Regions from separate parts of the Mus musculus genome. Here region 2 is linked to region 1. The links are chromatin loops, found by intact Hi-C in ENCODE. Cell type or tissue: heart. All regions are shown on one strand. Each heading gives the region's core, and the rest is flanking DNA. Links, peaks and the distances in the headings are about the cores only. Region 1 holds the start of Mapkbp1 (mitogen-activated protein kinase binding protein 1). Region 2 holds the start of Jmjd7 (jumonji domain containing 7).

Region 1 (5,374 bases), core at 124-5,123:
AATGGTTGACCCTTCTCCAGCCATCATAACGAGGAGCCCCTAAGGACAGTCCCTGGCCTAGCCTTTGGACTTGTCTCAACAGCGGTACTGCCTTCTCGTTCAACACAGCCTTCGGATATGCACTTTCACTGGCCTGAGATGGCAGAAGCAACCTTATCATCACAGTAGGTGTCTTCTGCTTGTCACCAACTCTTACTCTGGGCATTGCCCTGCGCTTTCCCACTCCCCATCCCCACCCTAGCCTGCTAGATTTTTTTTTACAAGGGGAGGACGACCCCTGGAGTGAAGAAATGTCAGGCCCACACCTGCCAGAGGCGTTTAACTGAAGAATCGGATGAACTAGTGACCAGTCGGGCGCCGGTTACAGCCCAAGTGTTCCCATGGTAACTGAGGTGTCCAAGGGAGGAGGCCTCCGAAGCCACTGGGCAAGGGGCCGAAGCACCGAGCTGGCCGCCGGGCTCACGCTGGCCCGAGCCGATGCGAGAAGCTCCCTCCCGCACCCGAGTCTTGGGAGCTCCGTTTTAGCCCCCCACACCCACTGCCTACTTCAGAAACCCTACTACTCGTCAGCGCCCCCGTTCGCTGGGGCCCAGCTCACAGCGCCCTCCGGCATCGCGATCGACGGCTTCAGCTCTGCTGCCGCAGCCGCAGCAGTAGCTATGGTGGCACCAGCGGCTCAAAACGCGAACTAGAGCCTGGGCCGAGCTGCGCTGGGAGGGCGGGGCCTAGTAAAGGGGGTGCGGTCTGTGGCAGATTGGTTCCCGATTGGACGACTGATGCCTATGGGGGCGGAACCAAGGAATGAACCAAGAACGCAGAGGTCTCGGATTCTGCACAGTATAATTGTGGGTACCGCTCCTAAAGGAAGGTCAATGTAATATTGCTTTAGAATTGAGAGAACCTGGCCTTTTACGGTATTATCAGGCATGGTCCTCTTAGAGAACTTTGATAACCACGCCTCCAGGCCTAAGATTGATATTTGGTGGGCCTAGGAGATTACGGCTGAAATTTAATTCCTAACTCATAAAAAAAAAAAAAAAAAAAAAAAAAAAGGAGGGGGGGGGTTTGGGATGCTGCCAAAAGAACTCCTTTCCATTCCAAGTGCTGGGATTTAACGCAGTTGGAATCGTTTCTGATTCCGGCCAGCCTAACACAATGACTCACGCAGAGTAACTCAATTTACACACTTTTGAACTTAATCTATCAGTGATGGAAGACTCAAGCCTCAAAATAGAGCCTTAGGGTAGGTTGTGAACTGAAAAGGCACCCATGATATAATCCATCATTTCCTTAGCTGCCAACGTCCTTATAGCATTTAACAAGAAATACTGTTAACAGCATTAACAGTATTTTTGCTACTCCAGATCTTTTCTGTCTTTTCAAAAATTGCAAACACCCCTAGGGCTGACACCGATGTCAAAGTTTGCTGCTATCAGGTTTTGTTTGTTTTGTTTTGTTCTAGCTCATGGAGATAGGGGAAATACCACATACTCATGCTTCATAGATTTGTAAGTTGGCTAGAATTTTTCATCTAGCTACTACTTCAAGAAATTACCTTGGGGGTTGGGGAGCGCTGGACAGATGGATTGGTGATTAAGAGCGCTGGCTTCTTTTCATAAGACTCAGGTTTAATTTACCAGCACCCTTATGGCATATCACAACAGTTCCCAGGGATTTGTCTCCCTCTTTTGGCCTCCATCATAGGCACCAAGCAAAACACCCAAACACATAATTTCTTTAAATAAAATAAAACTGCCTTCTGAAAAGGCTAGCTTAAGCCAAAAGGCCTGTACCCAACTAGAACAGTACACTGACATGTCCCCCATTCCAGACCGTAGGAACTGCTGAGGAAAATGGTAGTTAGAGGGAAGGATCCTTAAAAAATGGTTTAGTGGCCGGGCGGTGGTGGGACATGCCTTTAATCCCAGCTCTTGGGAGGCAGAGGCAGGCGGATTTCTGAGTTCGAGGCCAGCCTGGTCTACAAAGTGAGTTCCAGGACAGCCAGGGATATACAGAGAAACCCTGTCTCGAAAAAACAAAAAACAAACAAAAAAGTTTAGTGGTACTTGCACAATCTGTGTTCAAACAGGAAGGTACCTGTGTACTATATAGCTACGTATTGGATACAAATGTCAACAGCAACTGGACGCCTAAAGCCACACATTATAGATTTTAGGAAACTAAAATGGTACTTCCAATTTTACCGCCTAGACCCGAAGACAAGAATGATCACCTCTAACTATATTAACTCGGCACCATTAATCATCTGCGATTTGACCTACTCACAAAGCTGCTGTACATTGCTAACAAATGCCACCACCTGGTGTTTTAATTTGTGTACTACAGGTCCTGCTCTTCTCTGACCGGGTTTATCATATTTTCTTTGGGCAATCTGTTTCACTTTTATGGGTTTGCAAAGTGTCCGTCCTTTCTCGCCCAAAGCTATTATGGCTTAGCTCCTTAAAGACACCTTCATTCCTGAAATATTTTCATCTGGTCTGATCTGCACAGGCAACTCTAAGCACTTGCTTTCCATATCTAAAGGTGAGACTCATTGAAGTTGAGAAAGTTTAATGAGGGAACAAAACTCTTGAAATTGGGTGTTTTCAAGCTAAGGTCAAAAAAAAAAAAAAAGATGCTAGTATGGGAATAGTGTTGTGCTTCATAGATTCCTCAAAACGTGTCCAAGTGCAATGTGAAGAGAAGCAATCTCTTTACTCCCAAATGTATCATCCTGCTCTCCAAACACAGCTGACCAAACACAGCATTCTGATTGTGTATGTCCAAACAAGTATGCATGGTTTTTATCAGATTCTAAAAATTCCAGATGCTTCAAAAATGCTATAGTGGTCTTGCTTAGAATTATTAGATTCGATTTTAAAATTCATCCTAGGTAAACAAGGTGCAGAGATCCTGGGAAACTAACATGTTAGAATAAACACTTGCTCATCAGTTCAAATATTTATTGAGCACCTATACATGCAAGGCACTGCGAGACAGCTGAGACCAATGAGTGCAGTTGGAAACAAAATGGATTTCAAGTCAATGCTTCCAAGGCCGATTTCCCATTGGTGGGGGGGGGGGGGAAGTCCATTTTATAAGTTTATAGTGACAGAATTTAATAGTTTAGGATGTCTCAAAATTTCCACCTTGTTTGGTTTAGCCTCCTAACCCATATCTTCGTAGCTGTCATTTAACACCATCTCTGTAAAGCAGTTTAAAATATGCTAAAATTATAGTTTTAAAAATTGTACATAGGAAAATAATTTTATTTCCAAGATGCATTTTAGCTCACTTTCATCATAAATAGGCAATAATTCTACCTACCTTAGCTTCACTATGAAGCTCTGGCTAGCCTCAAACTATGTAGACCAGGTCACCTTTGAACTTACCTGCCTCTGTTCTTCCCAATGCAGGAATTAAAGGCATAGAATCAAGTCTTTTTTCCTTGAGACAAGGTCTAACTATGTGGTTCTGGTCAGTTTTTTTGCTTTTTTGCGGCGGGGGGGTTGTACACATATTACCATGGTACAAGTTTTTTTTTTCCCTACTATATGGTTTCTGGGGATTGAACTTTGGTCATCAGTGTTGACAAGCACCTTTACAAGTCATCTTACCAACCCGAGCTTTAATTTTCTATGTACTAAAGTCATTGATAAATGAGTTAATTTCTGTGTACATGCAGGTGCATCTGCACTTGTATGTGGGTATGGAGACTAGAGGACCACTTCTAGCGAATTCTAATGAATGTCGCCAAGTTGTTGGGACAGGTCTCTTGTTGGCCTGAGCTAACCCATTAGGCTAGACTAGCTGGCCAGAGAATACCAAGAATCCTCCCTGTCTGCTCCTTTCCAGTGCTGAGATTACACAGCTGGCATTCATAGTTTCTAAGAATTCAACTTCAGTCATCACACTTGGGAGGGAAGGACTTTTAATTAGCAATGATACATTAAGTTATTAAAGGACCCTTAAAAGTGCTTTCTTCAAAAGCAACAATTCTGTGCAAACAGTTTATTCTGATCCTTTAAGTACCAGTGACTCTCCATGAAATAAGGATCTAAGCCGGGCGTGGTGGCGCACGCCTTTAATCCCAGCACTCGGGAGGCAGAGGCAGGCGGACTTCTGAGTTCGAGGCCAGCCTGGTCTACAGAGTGAGTTCCAGGACAGCCAGGGATATACAGAGAAACCCTGTCTCGAAAAACCAAAAAAAAAAAAAAAAAAAAGAAAGAAAGAAAGAAAGAAAAAAGAAAAAGAAATAAGGATATAAGCCTTTAAGTTCCTGAAAACAAGCTGCCTACACTGTCCATGGCTTAATTCTATTAGAGACAAGTGGCATTGCTACTTTGCAGACTTGTCTTCAAGATGCACTGATCACACAATTCCACTAGAAATAACTGGTACAGTCAGGAAAAATGTATGGAATTTTATAAAAAAAAATATAAAGATGGGCATATGCCTTCAATCCCTGCAGGCAGAGGGAGGTGGATCTTGGTGAGTTCAAGGCCAGTTTGGTCTCCACAGAATCCCAGGCCATAGGTTGCATAGTGAGACCATCTCAAAAAACAAACAAGTAAATGGATGTATAGATGTCTACTGTCTTTTCTGTTCAAAACATTTTCAAAACTGTAAAAAAGGCCTACTATTAATTTTATCCACAATTCTGGGGGCACAAAAAACTTTTATCATAAAAGTATATAAGGTAAACACTTTTAATGAAGTTTATACAACTAACTAAACTTGATCTGTCAACTCCCTTAAGTCAGGACAGTTCAATGTTTAAAAGACTTCCATAAGAAGACTCTGTTAAGTATGAAACCCCTTAACATCTTGTCTTAAGAAGACCAATGAAGCTGTCAAGATGGCTCAAGTAAGTTAAAGTGTTTGCTGTGATTGCTTGACAATGTGAGTTGGATCCCTGGTAGGAGAGAAGTAGAAGTAACTCCACAAAGTTGTCCTGTAAGCTCCATGTACACAACAAGGCACACACAGCCAATATATACACACAAATTTAAAAAGAACACCTATTGTCTCCAGACATAAGATTGTGTTTCTGTCCTGTTGTTCCCCAAGGCAGCAGATAAAGACAGTGGTATTATGAAACTATTCTCACTATGGAACAGCAAATATTTGCCATCAAATTGTACATAATCTTGAAGTTCCAATTGAGACATGCTACAAGGACTAGAATACCAAAGGTCTTCCCAAATGACAGATCGAAAGCTTTCCAGTCAAGAAGCTTCAGAAAAGATCTCTTCAATGGAACCCTCTCTCAAATATGTCTGAGGGCATAAAGAATTCTTCAACCAGGCACAAACCTCCCAACACCAAATTCTGCTTTAATTAGTATAATTGGTTTATTTCAGGTTCACATGTC
Region 2 (5,374 bases), core at 158-5,157, 56 kb before region 1:
TCTCACCAAGTTTACGGCTCATCTGTCTATGCAGGGAGGCAACTGCCCAGTGACAACACTCGAAGACAGGTAGGGGCTGAAGTGAGCTCTGCTCTCACGGACCAGCAGCAGCGTGCTTGGCCATCTAGGGCCAACACTTATGCACTGTGACACCTATGGAGACATTAAGTGACTCTGTGTAAACTGATGTGGAGGCTCACATCTGTAAACCCATCACCTGGAAGGTGGCATCAGGAGTATCAGATCAGCAAGCTCAAGGCCATCCTGTGTGTGTATGAGTGTGTATCTGTTGCTTTGCCCCATACCAATCCGGCCCTGGGCCTGGGCGTCTTTAAGTCCTGTTGATTCTACCCGTTGTCTCTCAAAACTACCTTTGCTTTCCCTCTGGTGCTCTGGGTCCAATGTCAGGCTTCTTTTCCTGACCATCCCTTTTTAAACTGTCACTTGTTAGGAACAATCTTTATCTCCTTGCCGAGTTTTTCTCCACAGATTTATCATTACCTGACCCTGTGTATTTTTTTCATGTTTCTTTTTTTTTGGTTTTTCGAGACAGGGTTTCTCTGTGTAGCCCTGGCTGTCCTGGAACTCACTCTGCAGACCAGGCTGGCCTGGAACCACAGAGATCCTCCTGCCTCTGACTCCTGAGTGCTGGGCCACCATCACCTGACCTGAACCTGCCCTTTTCCAGCCTTTGGGTTTTCTATAATTATGCTGGTTTTATTTGCTCACCATTTCCTTTAGAGGGTGGGTGTTTTTCTCCCCTAAAGCTTCAAAATGAACTTCAAACAATTCCTTTGACCCAGCAATTCTGTTAAGAATTTGACTGACAAAAATAAACATAAACACAAAGTCTGCTCCAAGCTCAGTCCACACTGCTTCCTGGATATAGCAGGCACACCCGCTCTGAGGGTTTAGCTGACCCATCAACCGTCCTCCAGGGCAGTGCTTCCTAATGCTCTACCCTTTAAGACAGTTCCTCATGTTGTGGTGACCCTAGGCTGTAACATCATTTCGTTGCTACTTCATAACTGTGATTTTACTAGTTATGAGTCACAAGATAAATGTCTGATGTTCAGGATATCTGACATGCGACTGCTCTGGGGTCTCGACCTCATAGGTTGAGAATACTGCTCTAACCACCTGTGTGTGACACAGCCGGTAAATTGACAAAATTGTGCTTGATCAATTGCTCTCCCTCTGTGTGTGGGTGTGCGCATGTGTGGTGTGTGCCTGTGTATGCATGTGTGGAGGCCGTTGACATTAGGTGTATACCATTCTCCACTTTATTTTCTGAGTCAAAGTCACTGAACCTGGAGCTCAGCAGTTGCTAAGCTGGCAGGCCAGGGAGCCCCTGGGGTCCTCCTGCCTTTCCCTCCCACCTCTGGAATCCCATCAGAAGTCCACCATCACCACACCCAGTGTTTTCTGTTAGTGCTGGGGATGTGACCCCAGATCATCATGTGCTTAAGAGCTTTACCTACCCACTTAGCCATCTCTCCAGCTTGTTTAATGATGGGGTAGTGAGGACCAGAGGAAGAAGAAAGGAAACACACAAGATCAACTGGGCGGCTGCCTACAATCCTCAAAGCTTGGAGTCTGAATGAACGAGGGAAGTCGCCTGCTTCTCTCCTCAGAACCCACCAGCATCCGAGATGTTTGAGGTGAAAGTATAGCATGGCAGCGCACGGGGACTCAGCACCCCGCTGGCTTTGAGAATGGCACCATGACTACCGTCAGAGCTGTGCTGGGTCTTGAAAACTACAACTGCACCCCACGAAGGCAGCCAGGCGTGCGATCCTGAGCTAAGGAGCCGTCCGCCAGCTAAAGAAGGGTACACACAAAACTGTGTGGCCACCGGTCGGACACTCATGCACACTGAGTTCCAGGGTGCCCAGGCTCCCTCCGCGCTGTCCTCGCGCGGTCGCTGCTGCCTGTGAGAGTGCACTCACCGCGAGCCGCCGCCGGGAACTCTTGCAACGCCCTCCGAACTGCCTCCAGAGCCGCCTCCGCCATGACGGCCGCGGGACAAGAACCCGCCCCTATTTCCGCTCCAGGATCGCAGCCCCGCCCCCGTTTCCGCCCTCTAGGAGGTGCAACAAGCGGCGCTCTTCTCAGAATTTGCTAGCAGGTTAACAAATGATTGTGTTTATTGACAATTTCATACATCCGTACAAACGAAACGTTAAAACAGTCCCACCCCGTACAGCCGGGGAGGAGACAGGCGCCACAGTATAAAAGTTATAAATAAGGGGCTTTCAAAACTGGGATAGGACAAATCTGGACATGGGCAGCAATTGCCAGTGGCCTCAGACATGCAGAAGAGGACAAAGTGCCACAGGCCACAAGACCCCACCCATGCAGGGTAGTGGCGCTTTCTCTAGAAGGGCAGGCTGGCATAAAGACCTCTAAAACCTGGTGGAGGTCAGGGCAGTGGGCCGACTTCTAACCCCCACACTGCCAAGGGGCCCACCTCAAGTGGCTTCGGTTCTTTGGGCTAGGAGTTTGACTATGCGTGTGGTAGAAAAATGGGAACACATGGTTTGGGTATTCACATGGTTTGGGTATACTCAACACTCAGGTTGAACCAACAAAGCTAAGCACCCATTAAACCTAGTTTCCTGCTAGCCTCTGCATTCAGAGCTGGGAAGTGGCGTTGAGGTTTCGACAGGTTTGTGTTATCTAAACCTGGTGAAATGTCACTACTCTGCCTTCCCTGATGCAGAGGAAAGGAGGGCCCAGGCCCAAAGACATACTCACTCCAATTCTGCAACCACCTCACCACTTCTTCCAACATACAGCTTCTCTCTCTTTTTGCTACTCTCTAACCGTTACCTTAACTCTATCCCTACCTCTGCCACCTACCTGTCCGGCTATTACTTTTCCAGTGGTCTCTTGCCCAGTGCCTTCATTCCACAATCTCCAGTGTCCAGTATTTCTGGGCACTCAATACTGCCTTTGAAAAGAGCCTCCTCCATGAGCCAGGTGACCCATAGGCCATCTCCGGTCAGCCTGGCTGTGGACACCACAACTCCAGAATTTCAGTCTAGTGTATCCATCCCTTTTTGTGTTTAGTGTACCCATCCCTTTTTGTGTTTCTGGATCAGAATTCCAATTAATCCAGGCTAGTGACGCTGAGGCAAAAATGTGAGGAAACCAGGTGCATACCAGCCAGGCAAGTGTTCTAAAATGAGCACTCAACTGTGCATATGATTTGTGTGTGTGTGTGTGTGTGTGTGTGTGTGTGTGTGTGTGTGTGTGTGTGTGTGTGTGTGTGTGTGTGTGTGTGGCCAAGGTTCTAGGAAGGTGGGCCAGTGCCCTGTAAACCATAAGGGTACTCCCAATACAGGTTTCTGATTGCGCATTGCCCAGGATGTAGGGAGAAAGTGGTCCCCAGGGATTCAACAGTCTGCTGGGGACCAGGGATAGAGAACAAGGAAGCCTAAGGGGCTGAGGAAAGTAGGCCAGGCTTTGCTGTCTGCCCAGCAGAGGGGTTTCACTGTCCTGCAGCAAAAATCCCACAACTAGCTCCACAAGGGGGAAAAGGGATGGGGCCAGAAAAAACACTAGGGCTCTCTTGCAGGGAACATGGGATTGGAATGTGGGGGCTCAGTTCCTGATACCAACTCAAGTTTTCTAATGGCTGGGAATACCCTGGAGGCCAGGCAGCTGTCTCACTGCCAGGAGTTGGGGGGAAACTACCCCTGCTCTGGCAGGCAGGGGAGTGCAGCTGGTGTGGGAGTAGAGGTAAAGGTCTACAGTTGGCTTTAGGACACTAAATACCACATTACCTTTCATCTCTATCCCAGAGTACCCTGTGGATGCTCCGCCCCAGGGAGCTCATCCCTGCAGAAACTTCAAATGGCTTCTAAGAAGAGAAGGCCAGCCCTTCCCGATGTCCCCAGGGGAGGCAGGCTGCCCTCCTACCCCTCACAGCACCAAGATGATGTAGACTCAAGACTTGCCCTGCTGTGAGCCCCAGGCTGGGCTTTAGAGGCAGGAGTCCCAAGGAAGTGAGGCAAAGTCAGGGAAATAAATTAATAAATACAGGGGCTCCATGAGGGCGGCTGGGAAGGCTGCTTTGCCTCTCAACACTGATCACTGCTGTCCACTCCAGACATTCCCACCTTTTCTTGAGTGGAAGCAGGGATACAGTTTGGAATGGAGAGCATTTCTCTTGGGACAGGCTTCAGGAACTCAGAGTCTACGCTCCATGCGCCGCTCCACAGCTCTTAGCAGTAGCTCGGAGTATTGCTCCAACAGGGCCTGCGTCTGCTCAGCCCCCACAGCCCCAGGGCTGCCACCTGGGCTGGACAGCACCGCCCCAGCCAGAACCTCGAGCTCCTGTCGCACCGAAGAGAAGGTGTCTCTCAGGAGACGGGTGATGTGACTTTGCTCTGCCGAAGGTGTCTTATAGCTGGTCACCTGCAACAGGAACACTGAAAGTGAGCTGGAGAGCAGTAGACAGTGGAATATAGAAAAGGGGCTCTGCCAGTGCCTTGCCCACCCAGTAGAAGGGACTGCCTAGGAGTTCTACACACAAGATCAGGATGGCCAGAGTCACTCTGATGGGTGGCCCAGATGAGGATCCCTCCAGACTATTAGAACCATCTACTTCTTGACAACTTTTCCCAACAACTCTTTCAAATGTGACAGTTACATTGTTTCTTCTATCTAAAGTGCCCAAACCATTTTGGGATATAAAAAAAAAAGATAACAGCCATGAATTGGGATTTTCTTGAATAATATGGTGTTCTACGCTACGACCCTGTTTCTTGCCTAGAAATAACCAACAGATTCTGGGGTTGAGAGGCCTGGCCTGGCTTCTGACCCTCCCCTTTACAATGCTCAGAATACCCTTGAGTTCTCCATCCAGTGTGTAGAAGAAGCTCTGTTGTTGCCTACAGTGGTTGCCCCATACTCACCGCTCGGTAGAGCTCCACTGCCTGGCGTACATTCCCCTGGAGCTCTGCCACGAGCTGTTCACACTGTTGCAGACTCAAGGCCAGTTCTGAAGGACAAACACCAGTGAGGCCCTGCTGCTTTTTCAGGCATCCCAACCCAGGGCTCTCAGAGCAGAGCTATAATCCCTACCAGCCGACAATCCTGGCCTCTTGTCCCACCTTCTTCCAACACCTTCCCCAACACCACACAAAGTTTAGAAGGAAAAGCCAGCCCTAGTATCCAGACTAAAGGGTTCACTGGGTCACAGGGAGATTATGAAGGGTGGCAAGAGTGTCTCACCATCAGAGGTGTGACTTATGGACCAAGACAGGAGCAGACAGGACAAAAACACCAAAGGCCAGGCACACAGAAATGGGACAGAGCCAGAAAGTAGCCAACAGAGACAGAAAGGATGGGCCAGGTGAGACTGGGG

The links. A loop is a pair of places that touch in the nucleus more often than their neighbours do. Peaks named below come from ENCODE experiments on the same cell type or tissue, not always from the same donor. Only the 100,000 strongest peaks of a DNase experiment are listed, where the experiment ranks them.
Region 2: a loop joins it to region 1, with 2.8 times the contacts of the local background. A loop is called at or near these places in 22 of 42 quality-filtered maps.

What each region holds. Positions count from the first base shown.
Region 1 is chr2:119,967,705-119,973,078 of GRCm38, reverse strand. It overlaps Mga (MAX gene associated), which reads right to left. Exons shown (of 24, transcript NM_013720.2): 24 at 3,498-5,374. Mapkbp1 (mitogen-activated protein kinase binding protein 1) reads right to left here and starts at 380. Exons shown (of 30, transcript NM_011941.3): 1 at 1-380. The coding sequence starts at 27. In heart, for the core only: CTCF peaks have their summits at 589 and 2,330 (motif pointing left); a DNase peak (open chromatin) is centred at 698; H3K4me3 peaks cover 1,207 bases; H3K27ac peaks cover 882 bases.
Region 2 is chr2:120,024,152-120,029,525 of GRCm38, reverse strand. It overlaps Mapkbp1 (mitogen-activated protein kinase binding protein 1), which reads right to left. Exons shown (of 30, transcript NM_011941.3): 29 at 4,923-5,008; 30 at 2,123-4,422. The coding sequence ends at 4,195. It overlaps Jmjd7 (jumonji domain containing 7), which reads right to left and starts at 2,043. Exons shown (of 8, transcript NM_001114637.1): 1 at 1,950-2,043. The coding sequence starts at 2,013. It overlaps Gm28042 (predicted gene, 28042), which reads right to left and starts at 2,043. Exons shown (of 27, transcript NR_104353.1): 1 at 1,950-2,043. In heart, for the core only: a CTCF peak has its summit at 2,084; DNase peaks (open chromatin) are centred at 1,350, 2,025 and 4,965; H3K4me3 peaks cover 1,822 bases; H3K27ac peaks cover 2,417 bases.